Linked DNA regions of Homo sapiens: region 1 is linked to region 2. The links are chromatin loops, found by intact Hi-C in ENCODE. Cell type or tissue: dorsolateral prefrontal cortex. All regions are shown on one strand. Each heading gives the region's core, and the rest is flanking DNA. Links, peaks and the distances in the headings are about the cores only. Region 1 has its middle 23 kb from the start of MIR146A. Region 2 holds the start of GABRB2 (gamma-aminobutyric acid type A receptor subunit beta2).

What was found. Hi-C counts contacts between places; a loop is a spot of excess contacts. Peaks named below come from ENCODE experiments on the same cell type or tissue, not always from the same donor. Only the 100,000 strongest peaks of a DNase experiment are listed, where the experiment ranks them.
Region 1: a loop joins it to region 2, with 2.8 times the contacts of the local background. A loop is called at or near these places in 10 of 110 quality-filtered maps.

Annotation. Positions count from the first base shown.
Region 1 is chr5:160,505,649-160,511,026 of GRCh38, reverse strand. No RefSeq gene overlaps it. Among named protein-coding and RNA genes, the nearest start is that of MIR146A, 23 kb to the right of the region's middle. RefSeq lists enhancers at 2,124-2,203, 4,791-4,850, 5,332-5,378 and a silencer at 4,169-4,218. In dorsolateral prefrontal cortex, for the core only: CTCF peaks have their summits at 1,867 and 2,071 (motif pointing left); DNase peaks (open chromatin) are centred at 2,036 and 4,206; H3K4me3 peaks cover 1,035 bases; H3K27ac peaks cover 4,693 bases.
Region 2 is chr5:161,541,717-161,547,026 of GRCh38, reverse strand. GABRB2 (gamma-aminobutyric acid type A receptor subunit beta2) reads left to right here and starts at 302. Exons shown (of 10, transcript NM_001371727.1): 1 at 302-460; 2 at 614-705; 3 at 1,733-1,800. The coding sequence starts at 384. In dorsolateral prefrontal cortex, for the core only: CTCF peaks have their summits at 2,374 and 2,581 (motif pointing left); DNase peaks (open chromatin) are centred at 746 and 2,556; H3K4me3 peaks cover 3,800 bases; H3K27ac peaks cover 1,640 bases.

The DNA of each region.
Region 1 (5,378 bases), core at 118-5,117, 1.0 Mb after region 2:
AAAAACCTGGATTCTAGTCCTAGTCTGCCATCAGCTCAAAGCCATCTCCCTTCTCTGTAAAACGAAAAGCCTGTCCAGAGAGGATGATCCCTAAGATCTTGTGATTTTACCCGTGACAAGATGCAGAGAGGCCACGCAGCATCAGTGGGGAGCAGACGGTTAAGGAAATCGTGGAGCTGTCACAACGGAACACTCTGCAATCATTACAAATGGTGGTGCTGCTGGGCGCGGTGGCTCACGCCTATAGTCCCAGCACTTTGGAAGGCCAAAGTGGGTGGACCACCTGAGGTCAGGAGGTCGAGACCAGCCTGGCCAACATGGTGAAACTCCGTCTCTACTAAAAATACACAAATTAGCTGGGCGTGGTGGCACTGGCCTATAATCCCAGCTACTTGGGAGGCTGAGGCAGGAGAATCGCCTGAACCCAGGAGGTGGAGGTTGCAGTGAGCTGAGATCGCACCATTGCATTCCAGCCTGGGCAACAAGAGTGAGACTCTGTCTCAAAAAGAACAAAAAAAAAAAAAAAAAATGGTGGTGCTGATACCACCCGACAAAAAAATGAACTTCCATTAAAATAATCTGTAGAGGGGGGAAAATGGTGCTAATCTATATTAATTGAGACTGAAGGCATTTATAATCTCTTGCTAAGTGAGAATGGCAGCAGCAGCATGGAGCAGCCCTTCACCGTCAATCAGGCAGCTGTGGAATGGGAGAGAAAGACCACAGAGAGCTGGAGGGTGGTCCACAAAGGTCTGGAGAGGAAGGGGAATCCAAGCAGAGCCTCATCTCACTCCTGCTGACCTCTCTCCCTCTGTCTTTTGGGACTAACTTCTCTGGGAATGTGAACCCCAGAAACTGGGACTGCCAGAGAAAGGAGGTTTTTATATAGGATTTGTGTTGTGGCTTGTTTTGCTTTGTTTTGGTTTGTTGTCTTCATGATGTTTCATGCCCAAATACATGGAGGTAGAGCCCAAACCACCATCTTTCCCCAGCTTGAGGCAGCAAGAGGAGTACCAAAGGGAGCTTAGGTCCTTAGAGACCTAGTCACCTGGGGGGACACTCTTCGAAAAAGATGGTGGCTTTAGGCAGAAGCTCCACCTCTTGTTGGGGCCTAGCCTCGTAGAGATAGTCCATCATTCTAGAATGATGCGGCAGGAAAAACATTATATATCATCCCTCATTCCCAGAGCAGTCCTGTTTCCACCCTACTTATTCTCAAGCTGACAGGTTCATGAGCTAGTACAATAAGGCTCTGGATTCCAGGATAATGGAGGGTTTAATCTGAGTTTCAGGGAGACACGTAACTCTCACAGATATTCACCAAGTCTCCCATATCAGTCTCATCCTCATCAAAGGCAAAGAGAATACTGACTGTCATGGTGCGATTTGAAAGAACCAACAGTACCTCCTTCACCACCTGCCAAAATTCCACCCTTAGCTCTTCATTCCTTTCTGTTAAAGTATACTCAACTGCTGAAATGAAAAAAAAAAATGTATGAGTCAGGAAAATAAAGCTCCCTCAGTATGAAGAGCCCCCAGAATTAGAAATCACACAAATCACAAATAGGCATCTAAGTGGGCAGTTCTCCAGTCTCAATCATCTTTACCACTTCTCTTCTTTGAATCAGAAGAGTCTTTTCACATCACCATGTTATCCTTTTACAAAGGGGCAATTTAGGCCCAGAGGAGTTTCATTTCTTAAGCAAGGTCACACAGCACATTAAGAACCAACATTGGGGTCCTCTGACTCCTGGGAACATTTTAAAGGACTCTTTAAGGTGAAATTCAACACATTATTTCGTTGTTTTATAAACAGCAGGAACCTCCCCCACCAAAAGTCCTTTTTTATTCTTTCTTTGCTGGCACCAGCATCTATAGTGATTACAGTATGCAGAATGAAATCATCTGAGTGTGTAGACGATGTATCTGAATTCAGACACGCAGAGTTTGGGCTTGGAATTTGACACGTCCCACACCAGTGCAAACCCTATCGGCTTATCTGGGTGTGCCTGCAGACTTCATAGCCCTGGTCTCACGCTTCTCAGTCCTTTGCCTTGGTGTTCCTGCCCTCTAGTGGCAATAAACTTTACTACAGTCACATTCACCAGCAGACAGCAAATCAAACGGAAGTTAGATTTGAGAAGTTATAGCACTTTTCAGGAAGGATAAAGGCAACCCACATCTTTCTCTTTAAAAGCAGACCTCGTTATCATGGGAATGATGTTTAGTCTCACACACAAAAACGCTACTATCTAGTCTTTAGCACGAAACAGATCTTAACTTAGGCATCCAAGGTCCTGGGCTGGAAAATAGATTATATAACTGACTTAGGGAGTCATGGGAATAAGGGGGCTCAGAGAATCTATAGGGCAGGAACAGAAAGACTTAAAGTGGCAAAAGAGAAGGACATTGGCAGATGGTGCCCCCTGTCAACACTGGCATGAATTAATTCAAAGTCCTGCCTTCCCCTTTTCCCAGCTTTGAAGGTTCAGTCCCCTAGTCCCCAACCACACCTCCCTTTGCTCATCTAACTCCTGCTCCTTCTGCCCATATCAGCTCAAGGCTCCTTCCAACTCTGAAAATGAGATGGGCCCTCGTCTTATGCTCTCATGGTATGGGGAAATTTCCAAGCATAAGACTTTTTCACAGTCCTTAGTTTTATGTATCTCTGGTTATTTTCATGTCCACAGTAAATTATATAAGCTCCATGAGCTTAGGCACTGAGCCTCCCTTTATTGACCATTGAATCTGTGCCCCCAAAACAGTGATTAGCACATAGGAGGCCCTCAATTAATGCTGTTCAATTAAATTAATAAAATTGTAAGTGTTGGTTGAATGTGTGACATTTGTTTGCAGACTGAACAAACAGATCTTGTCTCAATGAAGAAAACAGGCAAAGTGTACCTAGGGTCTGTCCACAGGGCTATGCAGAGCCAACTGTGAGCACTTTCCTTGTACAAGCCGAGGGTGGACACTTTCCTTGGACATCACCCCAAATGCTCACCCTCACCCTGGGATGAGTAGCTGAGCAAGGGTCTTCACCGTAATTATACTTTTTGATCATGAGCATCCATAGGCTCAGCTTTTGTTCCTGCAAAGGTAACAGAATCTGCCTGAAAACAGAGGACCGAAGGACAGCAGACAGAAAGGCTTTGAAGACACCAGGAGACCTGACCTTCAGAGCTGCCTCTCTGTGTGACCTTGGATGCTACCTCCCTGCACTGGGTCTCCATGCTTTCATTTGTAAAAGAAGGAGCTTGAGGTATGTAACATCAAAGTCGTGGCGTTCTGCTGTCAGAAACCCCAGCTGAAGCTGGCTTAAAGTAAAAAAATGGAATATATTGCTCATGAAACTGCAAAGCCATGGATTCAGGGTTGCCTCGATCTAAGATATCAAGCAACGTCATCCAAGCCTGGTTTCTCTTCTCCATCCATCAGTTCTGCTTCCCTTTGTGTTCACTCCACTTGTAGGCAAGTTCCTTCTCTGTGAGGGTCTCTGGCAGCTCCAGGCTTTCATCCCCTCAGCAGAAAAATAAAGAGGCTCTCTCTCAGACCCAGAACTGCAGCTCAGCCATACCTTTTGGGCCGTATACTCATTCATGAGCCAGTCACAGTGGTTACGGGAAATTCTTGGCTCCACATGAATCACAGAAACACCACCCAGAGGCCAAGCTCCATGACAGTAATGAGGAAGCACTCTCAGAATGCTGGGGAGGAGGTACTACACACACTGAAACAAAAATGGCACCCCAGAGTCAGTGATCTTTAAAGACTCTTCTAGCTTTTTTTACCTTGCCGTGACTCTGAGATTTGATACCAGGGAAAGGGAAGGGAGAATAAAGCCATAAACACTCTCTAAACTTAGTCCAACCTCAAATCTTTCAAAAAGCCTAAATGCGGAATAACACTCATCATCCATTCTGAAGGGGGAAACGGGGTGACAGCGGCAGCCCTAGAAAGCAAGTGATGACTTTGACCCTCCAGAAGCCACGGGGTCTGAAAACGAATGACATTTTGATAATGCCACTAAAATGAAACATTTCTATTTCACAAAAAGATGGACAGTCAGTGAGATTCATAAAAAAAGAAAAAAAAGAAAACATTATTAAACTTTCCCTTTCACTGCTTCTTTGTATCTCTGGTTGAAATGGAGCAAGATGCAGGTTGCCATGGTGACGGCTGAATTTTAAATAACAGGGCTCAGGCGCACTGGCTGCTGGCTGTACCGCCCCAGGCAGGAAACGGTTGTGGGGAGAGAGACAGAGGCTGAGTGAGAAAGGAAAGAAAGCTGCTGGGCTCATCCCAGGACACTGTCACTTCTCCAACTTGTTTTCCTTGCACTGAGGGAAAGGTCCAAGAATGACGGACTCTCCAGCTTCTTCATAGAATGAGGGAAGGTGGGAGTCCAGATGCATAAGAACAGAACCTCAGAAGTCACCTTGTCCCTCCCCTACCTGATTCTCTCTTGTGACAAATGGATTTCCCCTACACTTACACCCCTTCCCACGAACAACGGGCCCAGCTCACCCAAGTGTTAGATGGGACACTGGAAGCCTGTCCCTAAGAAAAACGTCCCAAGAGTTAGAGACACAAAGGGCAAGAGCCCAAAGGATTTTTAAGTGAAAGAGGAATTTGCGGTTCAAAGCCCAGAAGCTGTCAATTCACATAGCTGTAGCCACATATTCCAGTTCTGCTCCTCTCTCTAGAACCATCCAAGACTGCAATGGAGAGATTCAGGAAGTGGTGAGTTCTCCATGACTGACATGTTCAAGCCCACATCAGCCAGTGAGGAGCTGCCCGACAGGGGGCTGTTCAAATCGTTTCAGGCTTCAGAGAGTCACGGTCCTGCTGGGGCAGCTCAGAGAATCCATGCGGTAGAAGACCAAGTCTTTCACCCTGCACCCTTCTACGTTCCCAGGCCAGGGAAGAGGGAAACCAGAGGCGGAAGCTGGAGGAACCAGCAGCCGGGGAGCCCAGAACTCCACTGTGATGCGTACACGCTTGTGAGGACTGGCTCTGACAGGAGGTGGTCTCTTCTCCACTGCCTTCACTGCTGGTATGTGTGTGTGTATGTGTGGGGGGGGTATGTATGGCAGGCCCAGGCCAGCGCTGTTTCCCTGCTTTCTTAGATCCTTTTCTCAGAACTTTGGAGTTCCTGACTCTGTGTGAGAAGGCACAGGCAGGTGGCCTGGTGGTGTTAACACTGGGCCACTGTCCCTTCTCTTCCCCTGGCTTCACCACACGCCAAGCAGACCCCAAAAAGGACTTGTGTTCTCAGCCTGCCCTGTCCCTTATCTCCTGGCCAAGGTAGCAGGCAGCCAAGGCCACTCTTTGTTTGTCAGGGAAAAGCTTCTAGATGTTAAATAGTAGTAGTAACA
Region 2 (5,310 bases), core at 311-5,310:
ACACACACACACCAAAAACCCACAACCCGCTCGGTGCAAAACTGCCTCTTGCAACTACCGAAACTTACCAGACGCTGTAGTTATTTTGTCTTAACGAAAGGATAACAACAAAAATTTTATTCTGGATGCTGCTGTGGGGTGACTTTTCTATATTATTCAAATATGTATGTATTATACATATACATGTTTTTCCTTTTTCCCTTTTAATTTTTTTTTTTTTTTTTAAACAAGGAAATCTGCTCGGTCCCCGGCAGCCGCCGCTTCCCCTTTGATGTTTTGGTACGCCGTGCGCATGCGCCTCACATTAGAATTACTGCACTGGGCAGACTAAGTTGGATCTCCTCTCTTCAGTGAAACCCTCAATTCCATCAAAAACTAAAGGGATGTGGAGAGTGCGGAAAAGGGGCTACTTTGGGATTTGGTCCTTCCCCTTAATAATCGCCGCTGTCTGTGCGCAGAGGTAAGTGTGCCCAGCGTTTCTCTTTTCCGTTCTCACTTTGAAGGGTTCTGTCTGCATACCTCTGTGAGCAGGGAAATGTAGTAGGGATCCGATGCTGAAAACGCTATGCCTGCTTCCTTATTGATGCCTGCTTATTGTCATTTCTTTCTTTAGTGTCAATGACCCTAGTAATATGTCGCTGGTTAAAGAGACGGTGGATAGACTCCTGAAAGGCTATGACATTCGTCTGAGACCAGATTTTGGAGGTAATGGGGTTGCCTTGCAAATAAGTCCAGCCACAGCCGAAGCTGTCTTTTGAGCTTTGTGCGCGCTCTCTTCCCTCTCCCTAGTTGTGGGTGCATGTGGTGTCCTGAATGTGTCTCTATTTTACCATATTGAGAAACTGATCAAAACTTAAGCTGGATTATTGCTACCCACCACTTCCGTGGTCTTTCAATGAGACCCTCTTAGTGTGTACTCAAATTTGGTGACTGCTGTCTTTCAGCTTCACTGTTATGAATCCTTTGCTTCCCTGCCTTTGCTTTGTTGAGACACAAACCTCTTAAGTTTAGTTAATGGTGTGCCGAGAGAACCCGGCTTGCGGAAGGCCACCGTTAACATTTTTTAGGACAAGACGTGCAGGCAGTTGGTTGAGAGGTGGCGTTAACCCCCTGTGCCTGCCTACTTTGGAAGAGTTCTTCTGGCCAGGGTTACAGTGGCTCATGTCTGGATATAATCCACTCCTCCCAGCCTCACAGAAATGGGGAGGACTGGGGGATGGGAGGGTAGGGAGAAAATGGGAGGGTTAGAGAAGGTAGGGGAAAGAAGAATCTCTCTCTGGCTGCAGCCCTAGATATGCTGATAGACTCACTTAATATTGCTTCAGACTCTTATGAAGCTCAAAGAGTTAAAACCTGTGCACAGAAGGGGGTGGGAAAGACTGAGGAGGAGGGGGTTTCAGCGCAAAATATAAAAATCCCTTAGACTAGAAGGATTCTTGTGCTTCTGTGAGTTGTGTGCATTCACATGCTGAGACATATGCATATGTAGACAGAGCTGGAATCCCTTGTTCACAGCATACGTGTGTGCATATTCAATACAGCATTTGTTAGAGGAGTGTGTGCCTGCTACCTTTTTTTTTTTTTTTTTTAACAAAAAAAGCAGAGAATTGAAAAATTTGAGATTGAGTAGTGCAGAAGGGTTTTGGGCAGAGTGTCTTATGCTCAGGGATAACTCTTGCTGAGAATGAATGAAGTTCAAAGAAATCACGTGGCTGGCCGTCTTGCTTTGCAGGTCCCCCCGTGGCTGTGGGGATGAACATTGACATTGCCAGCATCGATATGGTTTCTGAAGTCAATATGGTGAGTATTGACATTTATGACTACTTCTTTGCAAACTTTCGTTTGGGGACAGGAAGGAGAAATGAGCCAGCTATTGGGGGTGGGGGTGTGCTTGGCTATGTGTATGAGGTGGGGGTGAGAGCATGGAATTTCACCCTAGAATACCCTGTGTTGAGGTTAGAGAGTTGACTCTTTCTGGTCCCTAAGGATTTTTTCAACCTGGTTCAGATACTTGGAGTAAAATGCATCACACATTCATGTGTAAAACGCAACCACGTGCAGGAGACCCCCTACAGAAGCCTCATCTCCTCAGGCTCAATGAGAAACCCAGTTCATTAAGTGATTTTCTGGATTTGATGTGGGGTCATGGGAAGAAGGGAGAGTTTTGATTTGACATTTAATGGAGAATATAGCCTACAAACAAAACTAATAAAGGCCCTGGAATACTGATGCCCACTCGTTGCTTTCAAAGATCACTGTTTACTGTTAATGGCAAGCCCCCATCCCCCATTCCTGCCCCAACTCCATTGTTTGCTGCTTGCTTTAATCCCTCCTGCCCACCAAAATAAAAATTGGCCATCCTGTTTCTAAAAGGTAGGCTCAGACCCATGTGTCATCCCCGTTCACTTTAGCAATTCATTCACCACATGTCCTAAGCTTGTACAGTTAATTGACAGCAGTACTCCTTAGTGGCTGCCTCCGTGGACTTGGGGCAAGTGTTAAGAGGAAAAAGCCTGTGTTCCCAACTAGGAAACACGTGTTGGGGGGTTTGCTTCAATCGGGAGCTCCCCCTGCTGCCCATATTGGAACACTGCAGACATGCAATGCGATGACAAGCGTCCCAGACGCCCCCACATACTTGGGGGCATTCCTCCAGTGACTTTTCTACTCTGTGTTTTTAAAATCTCATGCTTTGGAGAAGTCCCTCTAGATAGGCCACATTTTAATGTAGAATTCCAGTGTTACTTTCAGTCCTGATAGTACACAGCACGTTTCAGAAGGTTGTGTTTTGGCATAGTTCTGTCTAGAAATTGGATTAATTATTAAATAAAGGGGTATAGTATATAAACTTTTATGCAAAACATTTCTAAGCCACCCCTCAGGACTTGAAAATTAGTTCTCAACATTATATAAATTTCCATATTCCCAGAATTCAAACAAGAAGAAGCTCAGTAACCAACATAGTCCTCATACACTGTCTAAAGATAAGAGATAATCCCGAGATTTCATAAGATTCTGAAGCAAATGAATACTGTGCTTATACCTTATGAGTATGCAAGGGAATTCTGCTATTTCTGAAATGTTTTAATGACATTAATCTTCTCATATTCTAATTTAGAGAAAGTTTTTATCACATGCAATATAAACGCAGACTAAAGATAATATTGGATGTTTCAGAACCAAAAATTTCCCTCACATTATGAAAATCTGTGTGGTTAGAGAATGTTTCTTGGGATAGTATTTAATTTCTCAGATATACAAATATTCACTTTTGGTGAATTTGAAAGGTCTTTTATCAGTTTATATTTTGAGCTTCAGCATAAAAATAAAAGATGTCTTAATGTGGGTACCTTCTTATGTCTCAGGAATGTGAATCTAAATTATGCTGTTTAAAACAAAGTAATATAGAAATCAGGTGTGATTCTGTGCATCCTACACGTGATTGATTCAGACTCCTCTCTTTTGCATTTTGCTTTTTTTATGCTCTTCTCTCAGTCCCAAGTCTTATTTTACCACCACCTCCCTCTTTAGAGCATCACAAAATGAGATTTTGTGAAACATATCAAGAAAAATTTAGAACCCAAAGAGATAATCATGAGATGACTAGAGGTTGCTGCAGTAGGTTAGCTAATAACTTAAAGGTATTATATCCTAACATTGTTTAGAGTGGTAGAATTTTTATTTTTCTTTCCTTTAAGTTCTATTCATTTTTTGCCTACATGCAACATTTTGGAGAGATATCTGAGGTGGAAACAATGCCAAGACCTGCTAGTCAAAATATAGATCCAGTTAAGGCAAGGTGTCATCACTTAAAGCTATTTACTGTTGCTGAAAAATCATGAGATGTTGAAGTGCAAAAATGAATATCAGGTTGTAAATGGGACAACATTGCAACATTAATGATTAGAACCAAGTGTTGAAAATTCCAAGCCAGATTCCTTACTTAGCCTTATGCTACACCCATGGATTTGTCCAGCTAGATTGTCACTTGTTGAAAAATTAACATTTTTTTCAGCTTCCAACCTTAATAACCTAAAATTATCTTCAAAGAAATTTTTTTGTGATGTTTGTTTTATTTTTTAAAGATGATTATTTGTTTTGAAGCAACAGATGGGAAATTCCATCTCTGGTGTCTAAATAACAGATGTTTATGGTGTGTTGTACCCTGTATGTAGGTCTGAGTGTTAGGGCCTTTTGATTAGCTTCAGGTGTGAAAGAATGGTTGATTGGTTACTTAAATGAAACTTCAAAATTGATTTAACAGACACATTTATCCCTCATTATCCTTTGTGGACTGCAGTCTCTGGTAATTGTAACTTTCTCTTATGATATAGCATGTCTTTCTTTGAAGAATGGTAGGGAACCAGACCATTTAAATTGTCATTGACTCATTTGTACTGGACAAATAAATGTCCATGTCAGTGTGATGCTCCTTGTAAATCACAATGATAGAAAGACCCTGAAGTGAATCAGGAGTCTCAGATGCGAGTTCTACTTCTGATGCTTAGTCATCCTGAGGATATTCACAGATAGACTGGGCTCACTTTACTCATTCATTAAAGGGGAGTAATAGTCCCATTTTACCTATCTTGGGTGAATACCAGAATATAGATATACCTTGTTTTATTCTAGCTTGCTTTATTGTGCCTTGCAAACATTGCATTTTTATAAATTGAAGGTTTGTGGCAACCTTGAAATGAGCAAGTCTATAATGAGCCTGTTTCTCTAGTAGCATGTGTTCACTTTGTGTCTCTGTGTCACATTTTGGTAATTATCACAATATTTCAAATTGTTTCATTATTATTATATTTTCTGTGGTGATCAGTGATCAGTGATCTCTGATGTTACTATTGCAATTGTTTGGGGGCACCATGAACTGCACTGAGGTAAGACAGCAAACTTAATGGATAAATGTTGTGTGTGTTCTGACAGTTCCACCAATGGGTCATCCCCCTGTCCGTCTCCCTCTCTGTGAGGTTCCCTATTCCCTGAGACACAACAATATGGAAATTGGGCCAATTCACAGCCCTACAATGAGAGTTGCACATCTCTCACTTTAAATCAAAAGCTAGAAATGATTAAGATCAGTGAGGAAAGTGTGTCAAAAGCTGGGACAGGCAGATAGCTAGGTCTCTTGCTCAAAGCAGCCAAGTTTTGAATGCAAAGGAGGAGTCAATGAAGGAAATTGAAAGTGGTAGTCCAGTGAACACATGAAAGATAAGAAAATGGAAAAGGCTTACTGATGATATGGAGAAAGTTTTAGTGCTCTTGATAGAAGATCAAACTAGTCACAACATTCCCTTAGAGACA